Regions from separate parts of the Homo sapiens genome. Here region 1 is linked to region 2. The links are chromatin contacts, found by Hi-C or POLR2A ChIA-PET in ENCODE. All regions are on one chromosome and are shown on one strand. Each heading gives the region's core, a stretch centred on a gene start or an enhancer-like site at or near the end of the contact. The rest is flanking DNA. Distances are from core to core; before and after follow the strand shown. Region 1 holds the start of LOC102724008 (a long non-coding RNA gene). Region 2 has its middle 21 kb from the start of PPP1R21.

The links. A loop is a pair of places that touch in the nucleus more often than their neighbours do. ChIA-PET counts read pairs that join two places held with the same protein, here RNA polymerase II (POLR2A). Pooled maps may share reads with other maps.
Region 1: a map of mammary epithelial cell shows a loop between it and region 2 (5-fold over the local background). The contact joins two enhancer-like sites. A Hi-C loop is called at or near these places in 13 of 168 maps with a recorded cell type or tissue (IMR-90, aorta, ascending aorta and 9 more), 9 of 37 single-sample maps with no recorded cell type and 23 of 50 pooled maps. POLR2A ChIA-PET finds 5 or more read pairs at or near these places in 3 of 52 experiments (OCI-LY7, WTC11 and endothelial cell of umbilical vein).

What each region holds. Positions count from the first base shown.
Region 1 is chr2:48,247,486-48,253,928 of GRCh38, forward strand. It overlaps LOC102724008 (a long non-coding RNA gene), which reads left to right and starts at 6,018. Exons shown (of 3, transcript XR_001739457.2): 1 at 6,018-6,171. Within about 2 kb of position 1,251, at least 8 of the 41 ENCODE cell types and tissues checked have a DNase peak (open chromatin) inside an H3K27ac peak, as active enhancers do; they include mammary epithelial cell, where a contact is called at or near this core.
Region 2 is chr2:48,416,283-48,422,837 of GRCh38, forward strand. No RefSeq gene overlaps it. Among named protein-coding and RNA genes, the nearest start is that of PPP1R21, 21 kb to the right of the region's middle. Within about 2 kb of position 4,474, at least 11 of the 41 ENCODE cell types and tissues checked have a DNase peak (open chromatin) inside an H3K27ac peak, as active enhancers do; they include mammary epithelial cell, where a contact is called at or near this core.

The sequences.
Region 1 (6,443 bases), core at 1-2,500, 170 kb before region 2:
AGTGCATTTTGCATGTGAGAAAGACATAAATTTTGGCGGGTGGGGGGGGGGCGGGCAGGGCCTGAATGCTGTGGTCTGAATATTTGTGTCCCTCGGAATGCATATACTGACATCCTAACCCCCAAGGTCATGGTATTAGCAAGTGGGGCCTTTGGGAGGTGATTAGGTCATAAGGGCACACTTCTCACTATTAAAATTAGTGTCCTTATAACAGAGACCCCAGACAGCTAGCTAGCCCCTTCCACCATGTGAGGAAACAGTGAGAAGATGTCCATATATGAAGGATGGTCTTTCTTGATCTTGGACTTCCCAGCCTCTAGAACTACGAGAAATTAATTTCTGTTGTTTATAAGCTACCAAGTATATGGTATTTTGTTATAGCAGCCTGAACAGACACACTCCTAACAACCTCCCCAGCAATTTTGAAAGCACCCAATTCCCTATTTTAAATGCTCTTCTGCCTATTTTAATAGCAGAGTGGTTTGTTTCCTGAACTGATACAATTGATAATAAAAATTTTCAAACAGAAACTGCAAACCTATTTTAGAATCATTAAAGTAATTCATTTTATTTGTATCTATCCTATACACTGAATGCTACTAAAATGAGTGTTAAGTGGTTTAAAAATGGAGAACTATCTAGGAGATTCTCTTCTGTTTGTACTAACTACTGGCACATTTAAAAAAATTACACATCAGCCTGGGCACGATGGCTCACACCTGTAATCCCAGCACTTTGGGTGGTCGAGGCAAGTGGGTCACTTGAGGACAGGAGTTCAAGACCAACCTGAGCAACATGGTGAAACCCCTGTCTCTACTAAAAATACGAAAATTAGCTGGGTGTGGTGGCATGTGCCTGTAGTCCCAGCTACTCGGAGGCTGAGGTGGGAGAATCACTTGAACCCTGGAGGCGGAATTTGCAGTGAGCCAAGATCATGCCACTGCACTCTAGCCTGGGTGACAGAGTGAGACCTTGTCTCAAATACAAAACAAAACAAACAAACAGAAACAAACAAACAAAAAACACACATCAAGTCATGGGCAGCATGTTTAACTTTATTTTTAAAGTTTATCCAGAATATAGAATGACTGAATGAGTAGCTATTAAGGATTATTTTCTATAAAGTAATATTTTTACTTAAAAAACTGACAAAAATGAACATGACTGGCAGAAGAACAGTGGCTTACTCTACTCTCTAAGAAATGCCTGGTGACATCAGTTAAAAGGTATGCCAGAGACTAACAGCTGGGTCACTCCAAGTTTCACTCTCTTTGACTCAGCATCCTGAAATGACTCTCAACAGGCTGGGAAAGCCATTAAAACAGCTCCTGGCCCATAGCAATAACAGGCTTTTTACCTTTCAATCCTGGTGATCCTCTGGGAGCTGATGACAATTCTGAATTTTGTCTCTTTTTACACTGTTTGCAATGTGAATTTGACAGTGAGTAAATGAATAAAAGGGAGTGAAACGTGGGAAATTTATCCTTTGAGTACCACTGAGCACTTGGTATTATATTTGCTTCTGAGGCAGCTTTTCATATTTACAGTTAATCCAGTGACATTTTTGGCTGTGCTTTTAGAAGAGAAAAATTGATGGCTAAGAGGGCAAATGACTGAGAAGTCACAGCCCTCTCTGCAAATGCAGACACGCAAATTTACAATTTTCTGGCAGACGACAAACAGCAACAAACATTCAAGCCTACATTTTCAGAGGTTTACTCTGTATTAACCAGGTCACCATACAGTGCAGAATAAGATAGAATTGCTTTGACTCTCAGGCCTTTTAAAGACTGGTTGGAGCCTTCTAATGCTTGACCATATGTGAATTATCCACTTGGTGGATTACTTGAAATTCAGCCAGCATAACCCCAAGTGAACTGCTCTGCCTAAGTTATATTTAGAAAACCACTCACTTATTTAAACATTAGACTACTCAAAAATTTATGGGCTGAATATATCCAAGATAAAGTATATAACTATATATATATAAACATTTCTAAAAGTAAAAGGATTTTTTTTTTGGTCCCCCAAAGTTTTGGAATTAAAATTATTTAGAGCTGGCAGGGTCCTTAAGACATTTTGTCCAAGAGTTTCATTTTATAGCTGAGAAAACAGACACGATGAGGTTTACTGACTTGCCAAGCAAAACAGTTCATTGTTAAATTAACATTTTTAAATCACAGCTTCCCTTCCATTATCCTGCACATAAGGAAGTTTTTGGAAATATTTTTAGAATTGTCTGTGATATGGAGGAAATAATCCAAGGCCACACCAAAGCTCCCTAAGAACAGAGTTGGACTCCACGGGTGATGGGCTGATATGCTGGGGTATGCAGTTGCGGGAAGAGCCTGCCAGGTGTTCCTTCACTTGTCCTTGTTAGCCCACACTACAAGAAGTCCTCAGAACCTGTCCTCACTTTCTTTTTATTTTGTTTTATAACTCACTCAGACTGCTTAATTGTCCTTATGCTATCTCTTTTCTGCAAGTAAACCTCAGTTGCCTTCTGTGAACTATGGAATTTTAGGGAGGAGTTGGACCCATGAGTACGGAGAGGCAACCCCACACACTAACAGAAAGTAAGCACCAGGGCTGCTGGAGAAGAGAGGAGAGTACAGTTCACAGTGTATATTTAATGCTGCTGAGCAGCTGGGCATCAGGGATTGTGAGACTTTACACCCCAGAAGTTGCTCAATAGTGGTCTGTGGGGCTCTGCTAGAAACCAGCAAGGGAGCCAGCAGAGAAAAGGGAGTGCAGCCGGTGAACAAATCCCAGAAGCTCATCTCAGGACTGCTGGCTACCTTTCAGGCTAATGACCTATAGCTGAGGGCTTGCATCTATTTGCAGATGTACTTAGATTTTAAAAGGAAGTCTGTACCACCTGATACACATTAGCATGGCTGCTATTTTTTTAAAAAAGAAAAAACAGAAAATAATTATTAGTGAGGACGTGGAGAAATTGTAGCCTTTGTGCACTGTTGTAGGAATGTAAAATAGTGCAGCCACTATAGAAAACAGTATGGCAGTTCCTCAAAAAATTAAAAATTGAACTATCATATAGTCAAGCTATTCTAATTCTTGATATACACCTAAAAGAATTGAAAGCAGGGACTTCAGCCTGGGCAACATGGCAAAACCCTGTCTCTACAAAAAATACAAACTTTAGCCGGGTGTGGTGGCATGCACTTGTAGTCCCAGCTATTTGGGAGGCTGAGGTAGGATGATTGCTTGAGTCCAGGAGGTCGAGGCTGCAGCGAACTGAGATCATGCCACTGCACTTCGTCCTGGGTGACAGAGTGAGACCCTGTCTCAGAAAAAAAAAAAAAAAAGAAAGAAAGAAAAGAAAAGCAGGGACTTGAACATATATTGGCACACTCATGTTCATAGCAATATTATTTACAATAGCCAAAAAGTGAAAACAACTTGTGTGCATTGACAGATAAACGTTTAAGCAAAATATGTACACACAATGAAGTATTATTCAGCCTTAAAAATGGATGAAATTCTGATACATGCTACCAAGTGGATGAACCTTGAAGACATTATGCCAGTCACAAAAAGACACGTATTTTATTATTCCACTGATAAAACGTACCTATAGTCAAAATCATAGATAGAAAGTTAAATCATAGTTTCCAGGGGCTGGGGAAAGGGGGAAATGAAGAGTTATTGCTTAACAGGTACAGAGTTTCAGTTTTGCAAGATGAAAAGTGTTCTGGTGGTGGATGGTTGCACAACAATGTGAATGTACTTAATACCACTGAGCTACACAGTTAAAAATAATTGGGGGGAGGGGGAAGGGATAGCTTTAGGAGATATACCTAATGCTAAATGACGAGTTAATGGGTGCAGCACACCAGCATGGCACATGTATACATATGTAACTAACCTACACATTGTGCATATGTACCCTAAAACTTAAAGTATAATAATAATAAAATAAAATAAAATAAATTAAAACTGTAAATTTTTATGTGCATTTTGCCACAATTTTTTTTGAGAAAAGGAAGTCTGCAGTATTCCTAAAGTGTATGTTAGCTGAAATTTGTTAAGTATTTGATTTTTTTTCATTGAAAGGAAAGCCATAGCCTATCTTTCATCATTCTTCCCTTAGTTCCTTCCTCTTTCCTTTCTTCCTTCATCCTTCCCTTCTTCCTGCCTTCAAACATCTACTTGATGTTTGCCAAACATTGTGGGAGGCCCCTGATAAAACATACCATGGTCGGGTGCTGTGGTTCACACCTGTAATCCCAGCACTTTGGGAAGCCAAGGCAAGAGGATTGCTTGAATCCAGGGGTTTGAGACAAGCCTGGGCAACAAAGTGAGAGCCCATCTCTACAAAAATAAAAATTAAAACATTTGCCAGGCACAGTGGCATGTGCCTGTAGTCCCAACTACTTATGTGGCTGAGGCAGGAGGATCACTTGAGCCCAGGAGTTTGAGGCTGGCTGCAGTGAGCTATGATCACACCACCCCTGTACTCCACTCCAGCCCAGGCAACAGAGCAAGATCCTGTCTCTTAAGAAAAAAAAAAAAAAGATAATATGCCCTGCTGGTAATCCAGGTAAATAGACATTATCATCTGACCGAGGTCTGCTCTGTGATAGAGATGTGCTCAGTTTCCCACGGGAGCTTAGAGAGGGGACACTAATGCAGCCTTGGAGACAAAGGAAAACCTGTAGGATTTTGGGATTCCTAACTGAAGTCTTGGAGGGTGAATAGAAATTAGCTACCTAAAGAAGGAAAAATCTGAACTAACATAACAACATCAGTAATAATATTTTATGGTAATAAAGCTACAATTAATGCATTATTTATACGAATAATGTTTGTTAAACACTAGGTGCCAGGCACAGTTCTAGGTGCTGAAAATATGAAGGTAGACAAGATAAAATTTCTCTCTCATGAAGCTTAGGGGCAGACAGTCAATAAATACATAGATAATATATGGAATTATCAAATTGTGGTAAGTGCTATGGAGAACAACAGAGCAAGGGAAAAGGAAAGGGAGGTTTGGGTTAAGGGAGGGAGAGGACATTACTAATTTTTATAGGGTAGCTAGGGAAGGCCTCACTAATACAGTGGCATCTGAGCAGAGGACAAAAGGTGGGAAGGGAAGGACCCTGGGGGAAGAAGTAGAGACCAGAAGAATACCATAGGCAAAGTTCTTGAGGTGGGAGCATGCCAGGTGTGTTTGGAAGACAGTGTGACCGGAGTTGCAGCAGGGAGGGAAAGAGTATTTGGAGAGGAAGGGGGTGAGAGGAGGGCAGCGTTCCCATCATGTAGGGCATTTGGGACCACAGGAGGACAGGAGCATGTGCTGCCTATGAGATGGAAGCCACTAGAGGGTTTTGAGCAGAGGAATGGCTAAAAACTTGGGTTTTAAAGGGATCATTTTGTTTACTCTGTTAAGAAGATTGGAAGAGGCAAGACTGGATATAACATCACTAATTAGGAGACTATTGCAATAATCCAGGAGAAATTGATAGTGGCTTGAACCAGGATGGCAACAGTTGATACAGTTGATGTTGTCATATTCCAGATATATGTTGAAGGTGGAATCACAAGATTTGCTGACAGACTGGATATCAAGTGTGAACAAAAGCAAATAATCATGAATGACTCCCAAGTTGTTGGCCTAAACAACTAGAAGCACAGACCTGTCATTTACTAAGATGAAAATCCTGTAGGACACGCAGATTTGGGGTGGGAGTAGGCAGGTAATCAGACATTTGGTTTTGGACACATCAAGTTTGAGATGCCTATCAGATATTCATGTGGAGATATCAAGTGCTGTAATATGTAGAAAGTTCCAGAGTTTAGAGGAGAAGTGTAGCTAAAGACATAAATTAGAATCTCCCTGCTTGGATTGCTTCCAAGCCATGACCCTCCCTGGGTGAGATTCCCAAGTGGGGAAGTATAGATAAAGAAGATGTCTAATGATTGGGCCATTGGGTACTTGGGACACTCCACTAGTCAGGGAAATGAGGTGGAACCAGCAAAGAAGACAGAAACAACAGCCACAGAGCTAAAAAGGAGAAGCAAGTGAGTCTCCAAAACTAAGTGAAAAAGATGTGTTTTGAAGAAAAGGGAGTGAGCAACTGTGTTGAGTGCTGAAGACAGGTCAAGTATAAAGAGGGCTGAGATTGGACCACTGGATTTGGCAGCATGGAGGTCAGTAGTGACTGCAAGAGCTACTTCAGTGGGGCGGTAGGAGCGAGTGCTTGGTTGGAGTGCATTTGAGACAAAATAGCTTTTAACTATTTGAATTCTGTATGCCTTGGTTTCCTTATCTATAAAATTTGGAGTAACTCAGTACTATTCTCATAGAGTTTTTGTCATAAAAATTAAAGGAAAAAACACATCTGAAGTGCCTGATTAAGGTGTAGTATGTAGTAAGTCCTTAGTAAACATAAGCTATTGTTATTATTAAAATATTATTTTTA
Region 2 (6,555 bases), core at 3,224-5,723:
CTCATCTTCATTTGACCCTGGCTTAGAGTTGGTCTATGAGGGCTGTTTCCTGGGGATTTCCACCTGAACTGCAAAGAGCCCTGGCCCCAGCTCATGCCACGTGGAGGATGGAGACAGCTGTATTTCTTGTGTGACTTTCTCTGTGTGGCAAGAGGTAGATGAAGGGAGTCAAGGACAGAGCAAGTCTCTCTACAATCCTGAGCATCAACATAGCAACAGAAGCATTTTGTGACTTGTGTTCCTAAGGGTAAGTTTAGGACAAATTACCAAAGCACATAGAATACACATTTGTAACTGACATTATTATCATTATTTTGCTTTTAGCTCAAGATTTATTCTTCATGATCTAGCAGTTATTCAAATGAGCATTTTCTTTTAGTAAAATCATTTGGCTTAGAGCTATCCATCTATTAATATTACCATTCATTACAAACATTTGAAAGCAGACATGCATTTGTATTTTTTTAAATTAATCTTAGTTATCATGCATAGTTGGGTTTGAATTACAGACACTTGCAAGCTCATAAAAACTGTAAGGGGGATAAATTCATAAAATTTATTTTGCAAATAAATAAGCTGTAAGAATCATCAAATATCTCCAAAGATAAAATGAATCAGGGAGTCACATGTCATTCTAATGACCAGCTTGTTAATCAGAGATTCCATAATTACATTCCTCACTGCACTGTTGTTGTTGTGAGGCTTCAATAAGAATATCAAGTTCTTGGTGCCCAGTAGGCATCTAATAAATGAGAGTTGTTATTAATATGTTTAATCCTCAAAAACAGACATACCTACAAAGACACACACACACACACACACACACACACACACACACACACACACTTATGGTCCTTTTAAAGGAATTCCATCTTTGGTGGAGACAGATGGATACCCCCTTCAGACCCTGAGCGTGAACATTGAATATCTATTCTTTGCTTTTTTGGAGCCTGGGTCATCTGAATACAATAAATATCCCTGAGAGCCTCTGTGAGTTCAGCCCTGGCTAGGTCAGCCCCTGAACACACACTACCAGGCTAACTGGGAAAACAAAACATCTAAGTAGGAAAAACATCCCAAGACTGCATCTGAGTAAGTAATAACTATTCTGTGGCATAGATGGGGTTTGAAGTTCAAGATCCACCTGGAATACAATTGCAAGTGCTGTGCAGAAAGACTCTGTGGGGCCAGGTGCGGTGGCTCATGCCTGTAATCCCAGCACTTTGGGAGGCCGAGGCAGGTGGATCACTTGAGCTCAGGAGTTCAAGACCAGCCTGGGAAATATGGCGAAACCCCATCTCCACAAAAAAATTAAAAAGTAGCCAGACATGGTGGTGCATGCCTGTCATCCCACCTACTCAGAAGGCTGAGGTAAGAGGATCACTTGAGCCCAGGATGTGGAGGCTGCAGTGAGCCATGATCATGCCATTGCATTCCAGTCTGGGCAGCAAAGTAAGACCCTATCTCAAAAAAAGAAAAAAAAGAATTTTCCTCCCGGTCCTGGAGGAGGAATATCTTCAAAACTGCCTGGAAGTTCTGGCTCCTGTCTGGGGTACACCTGAACAGGACCCTCTTTACCAGCCCTATCTGCTCCCTCTGCTCACATAACTGGTTCAACAGCCACACTCCTCATTTCTGTCCCCAAATAGAATGTATGCTTATGTGTGTGGCTTTTCACATGCTGTACCCTATGCCTAGAATGCCTTTCCTCCCATTCCCCCTAAAACTTCTATCAAAGCTTAGAGCCACCCTGAATTGCTCTCCTCTCATAACCCACATCCTGTCTGCCAAGACATCCAGGTGGGCTTCTATATGCTGCCTTCAGAAAACACCTAGAATCTGCCTTTGAGTCACCATATTGGTAGTGAATACCTAATCTCTGAACATGTCCTCTCTTACCTGAATCACTGCAAGAGCTTCCTAAATGTTCCCTGCTTCTGCCCTTGCTTCCCTGGCCCCCTGTATGCTCTCAACACAGCAGCCAGAGTGACCTCCTTGCAACACAGTCAGATCATGTCATATCTCTGCTCAGAATTCTCCAAAGCAGAGGTGGGCTGGAATGGCAAGCATTAGTTAGTGAGGGCCAATCCTGCACATCTCTCCCCTATCTGTGGTCAGGAATGCCACACTCATGGCTTGAAATAGGCCAAGGTGGGAGATTTACCACAGAAATTGGCAAATGCTACAAACCAGGGCTTTTTATTTTTATTTTTCTGAGACCTAGTTGGCCAGCATACCGCTGCTCCTATGATGGTACATTTCTCTCAGAGTCAAAGTCCAGGTCTTTAAAACTCCCCACAAGGCCCTCTGCAATCTGACCTTCTCTCCTCCTTCCTTGCCCTCTGCTCCAGTCACACTGACCTTGCTGCTCTTCAAACATGCCAGCACATTGTAGCGTCAGGGATTTTTGCCCTGGCTGCTCCCCATGTCTGGATCACTTCCCCCAGGTAACCATACCTGGGCTCTGCTTATTCCTTCTCTTATGGTAAGTTCTTGCTCAAATGTCACCTTCTCCTTGAGGCTTACCTGACCACCTCCCCAAAAATGCTAAACCCCTCTCCAACTCTCCTGACCTCCTTACACTGTTCTATTTTCCCCACAGCATTCTAACCCGCTATAGAATGCACTTACTTATTCTATTTTTTATTCATATTTATGCGCGGCATCCCTCCCCGCCACCCCACTAGAATACCACCTCCATGAGGGCAGGGCCTGTTTTCTTCCCTGATGCATTCCAGCACCTATAAGGGTGCCTGGCACCCAGAAGGCACTCAGTAAGCATTTATTGGCTGACCGGCTAACCTGATCTTCAAATGCCCACCTGCTCTGTATATCTTCCCTAAACTTAGCACCTTCCTGCCTTCCTCCTCTCCATCCCCAGAAGGTCCAGGCTTTTGTCCCTCTATGTTAGTGGAGTCCTCTTTGTACATGAAGCTGCTAAAGTGCTTCTGTTGCACCATAATGATTTTCTTACTAATGGCCTCCCCCATCAGCTGGCTATGTCTGAGCTCTTCAAAGCCATCTCCAGCACCTATCCCAGTGCCTGGCACATGCACCACCCCATTGGTCTATTAAATGAACATATGAATGTATAGAGGAACAGTAGCCAGAATTTAATTTTTCACATTGATTCCTTTTCTCCTCCAGAGGCCCCCTTTGGTGATAGCTCTGCTAGGAAGGCCTAGAGCAGGGAGGGACTGGGAGATATCATAGAGGGAGGCAAAAGGGGTGCTTCTGGACTCTATGCTCTGAGCAGTCTGGTTATGACTATCATGCTCCTGCCACTTCTCTGCTCAGCCGTTACTCCTGCCTTTCATAAGCTCTGATCTCCCTTGATCCCTGGCTAGGGTCAGCTTTACACACAGGGAAAGAAGACTGCTGACCGTGGTGTGATGCCAAGGCTTCAGGAAGGGTTCTCATTCCCAAATACTTTCTTTCTCTTTGTGCCACTTTCCTTGGAGTCTTCTTGGAAAGCAAAGCCTCAGCTACCTGGTTCACTGCTTGAGGTCGTGATGGATGCGTAGAGTATTTTCAGTTTTTCAAAAGGTTTTATGGAAATGCTGTTGTTTCTGTGTTGCTCAGAGTCTAGTGGGGGAGTCGGAAGCATGGGGTTATGGTTGTGGCAGAAGCTTCCAAGGAAAAGCTCAGGATGCAGGAAGAATGCCTGAGGGGAGGCCTTTGGCTGGGAGCACGGAGGGGTCCAGGAGAGGAACTCTTCAGGCAGAGCCAACAGCATCTCGGTGAGCACAGGGCAGTGGGGACCGAGAGGCCGCCCGGGCTGGAGGGCAGTGAACACGGGCAGCGCAGAGTGGCACCGAGGAGGGAGGGGCTGATTGTGCAGGCCCCTAGGCCATGACAGGGCTTCTGCTTTTTACTGGAGGCCACAGGGAGCCATCCGAAGCTGCCCCCTCTAAAGGATTTTCTTGAGCGGGAAGTGGCAGGATCAGATCTGCGATTGAGAGAAGCCCTCCCTCTCTCATCCTCCCGCTCAAGCCCTGTGTCCTCTAAAGCCCTGGCTCACGGAGCAGGAAGGTGGCCTGGAGCCCAGCAGGCACTCAGTGCATGGCCAGAGGGAACGGGAGGCCCAGGGGTGTGCAAGAGAATGGGCGCCCGAGCCTGCAGAGCGCCTGGCAGTTTAGAGCGGTCCCGCCATCTTCGGGGTCTTCCCTGCCACAGAGGCTTCTGAAGGTCGAGGCCCCTCGTCTGTCCCCAGTGACGCCCCTGTCCACACGGGCCAGCTCACTCCTGCTCTGCTAGCCAGGCCTATCCAGGACAAAGAAGGGGCTGTGCCCCTGCAGAGAGGGGGGTATCCTTTCCCAACCATCAAGTGAGAAGGAAGGGTCCACACCCAAAGCTAAGCCCCAGGGGAAGACAGGATGTCCCAACACATCCTGTAGAAGCACCTAGTCATCTTCCAGTTACCAATTTGCCTTACTTGTTCTGTTCAAATAGGGTAATTGTTTCCCCAAAAAGACTTGGGTATAGTGGAATGAAGTCACCAGAGACGTGCCTAAACAATGACAAACACCGGTCCTGGGTGCGCCGAAACCCTGGTAACCAGTTACTCAGACTGCGGGGCTGATTTTATCTTTCCTGAAGCAGCCGCGGAGCAAATTCAGTGATGGCACGCCCCCTGGTGGTGATACGAGGTTCTACCAGGCAGAAAGGACCGTTCTGGGGAGCGACTCCTCTGGGTGGAACGGAGAACGGGAGGAGGAGGAGGTTTCCGGACGTTCTCAGCGGCACATATTCATGGCTAATAATAAATGTTGATCTGTTGATTGAAATATGAAATAAAAGTGATTAATATAACCATTAGTAATCAAGGTATTGGAATGTGAGAATTTTAATAAAAGGTAAATCATCAGCCAAGGCAGGAAGAAAGCAGGGAGAGTTGGTCTGATAAGAGAAATAACTTTTGAGAGCGTCCATATACTTTCTGCTTTGACACTGTGGGTATTATATACTGTCTTTGTTTACCTAAGGCAGCCTCTCTTTTTATTTTGAAATTTTTCAAATATACACAAAACAGTGAAAAGAACTATAAATCCCCACATACCTACCACCCAAGTTCTGGAATATCAAGTTTTTGTCACTCTTGCTTTATGTATCCGATTTTATTTTATTTTATTTTATTTTGAGATGGAGTTTCACTCTTGTCCCCCAGGCTGCAGTGCAGTGGCGCGATTTCGACTCACTGCAACCTCCGCCTCCCAGGTTCAAGCGATTCTCCCGCCTCAGTCTTCTAAGTAGCTGGGACTACAGGTGCATGCCCGGCTAATTTTTGTATTTTTAGTAGAGACAGAATTTCTCCATGTTGGCCAGGCTGGTCTTGAGCTCCTGACCTCAAGTGATCTGCTCACCTCGGCCTCCCAAAGCGCTGGGATTACAGGCGTGAACCACCGCACCCGGCTGGCATGTTCTTACATAGCCACACGCCCTTATTTCATCAAAAACATTATGTAGGCTGGGCGCCGTGGCTCACGCCTGTAATCCCAGCACTTCGGGAGCCCGACGGGGGTGGATCACGAGGTCAAGAGATCGAGACCATCCTGGCTAACACGGTGAAACCCCGCCTCTACTAAAAATACAAAAAATTAGCCGGGCGTGGTGGCGGGCGCCTGTAGTCCCAGTTACTTGGGAGGCTGAGGCAGAATGGCGAGGACCAAGGAGGCGGAGCTTGCAGTGAGCTGAGACCGGCCACTGCACTCCAGCCTGGGCGAAAGTGCAAGACTCCGTCTCAAAAAAAAAAAAAAAAAAGAACATTTTATAATTCCTTGGAGTCATCTAAATCAAGCTCGTTCAACCCGTGGCCTGCGAGCCACATGCAGCCCAGGACGGCTTTGAATGCAGCACAACGCAAATTCGTAAGCTTTCTTAAAACATCATGAGATTTTTTGGTGTGATTTTTCCTTTATCAGCTCATCAGCTATCGTTAGTATTAGTGTATTTTATGTGTAGTAAAAGAATTCTTCTTCCACTGTGGCCCAGGGAAGCCAAAAGATTGGACACCCCTGATCTAAATGACCATACAAACAGTCTACATTTAGGCTTTCTTGAAAACTTATTGCAGTTGTCTGGTTGTTAGGTCTCTCTATCTCTCTCTTTCTCCTCTCTCTCCCTCCCTCCCCTTCTCTCTCTCTCCACCTCCCATTCCTTGTCCTCCCCTTCCTCCCTAACTGACTTATCCTTACATATAGTGAAACGCACAGGTATTAAGCATACAATTTAATGAGTGTTGACAAATGCTCACACCTGGTAACCCACACCCTCATCAAGATAGTGAACATTCCCATCACCTCAGAAAGTTACCACCTGTGCTTTGGCAGCGAACTGTGTCCTCACCCCCAAACCGCTTATCTGATTTCTTTCACCATGGATAAGTTTTGCCTGTTCTAGAATTTTATATAAAATGCACGCTTGCAGTGTGTAGTCTTTTTGAGTATGGCTGTTTGTGCTCAGCATGATATTCTTGAGGTTCATCTGTGTCTTTACTGAGTTGCATTCCATTGCTCGCATTTACTACAATTTGTTTATGCACTCTCCTCTTACTGA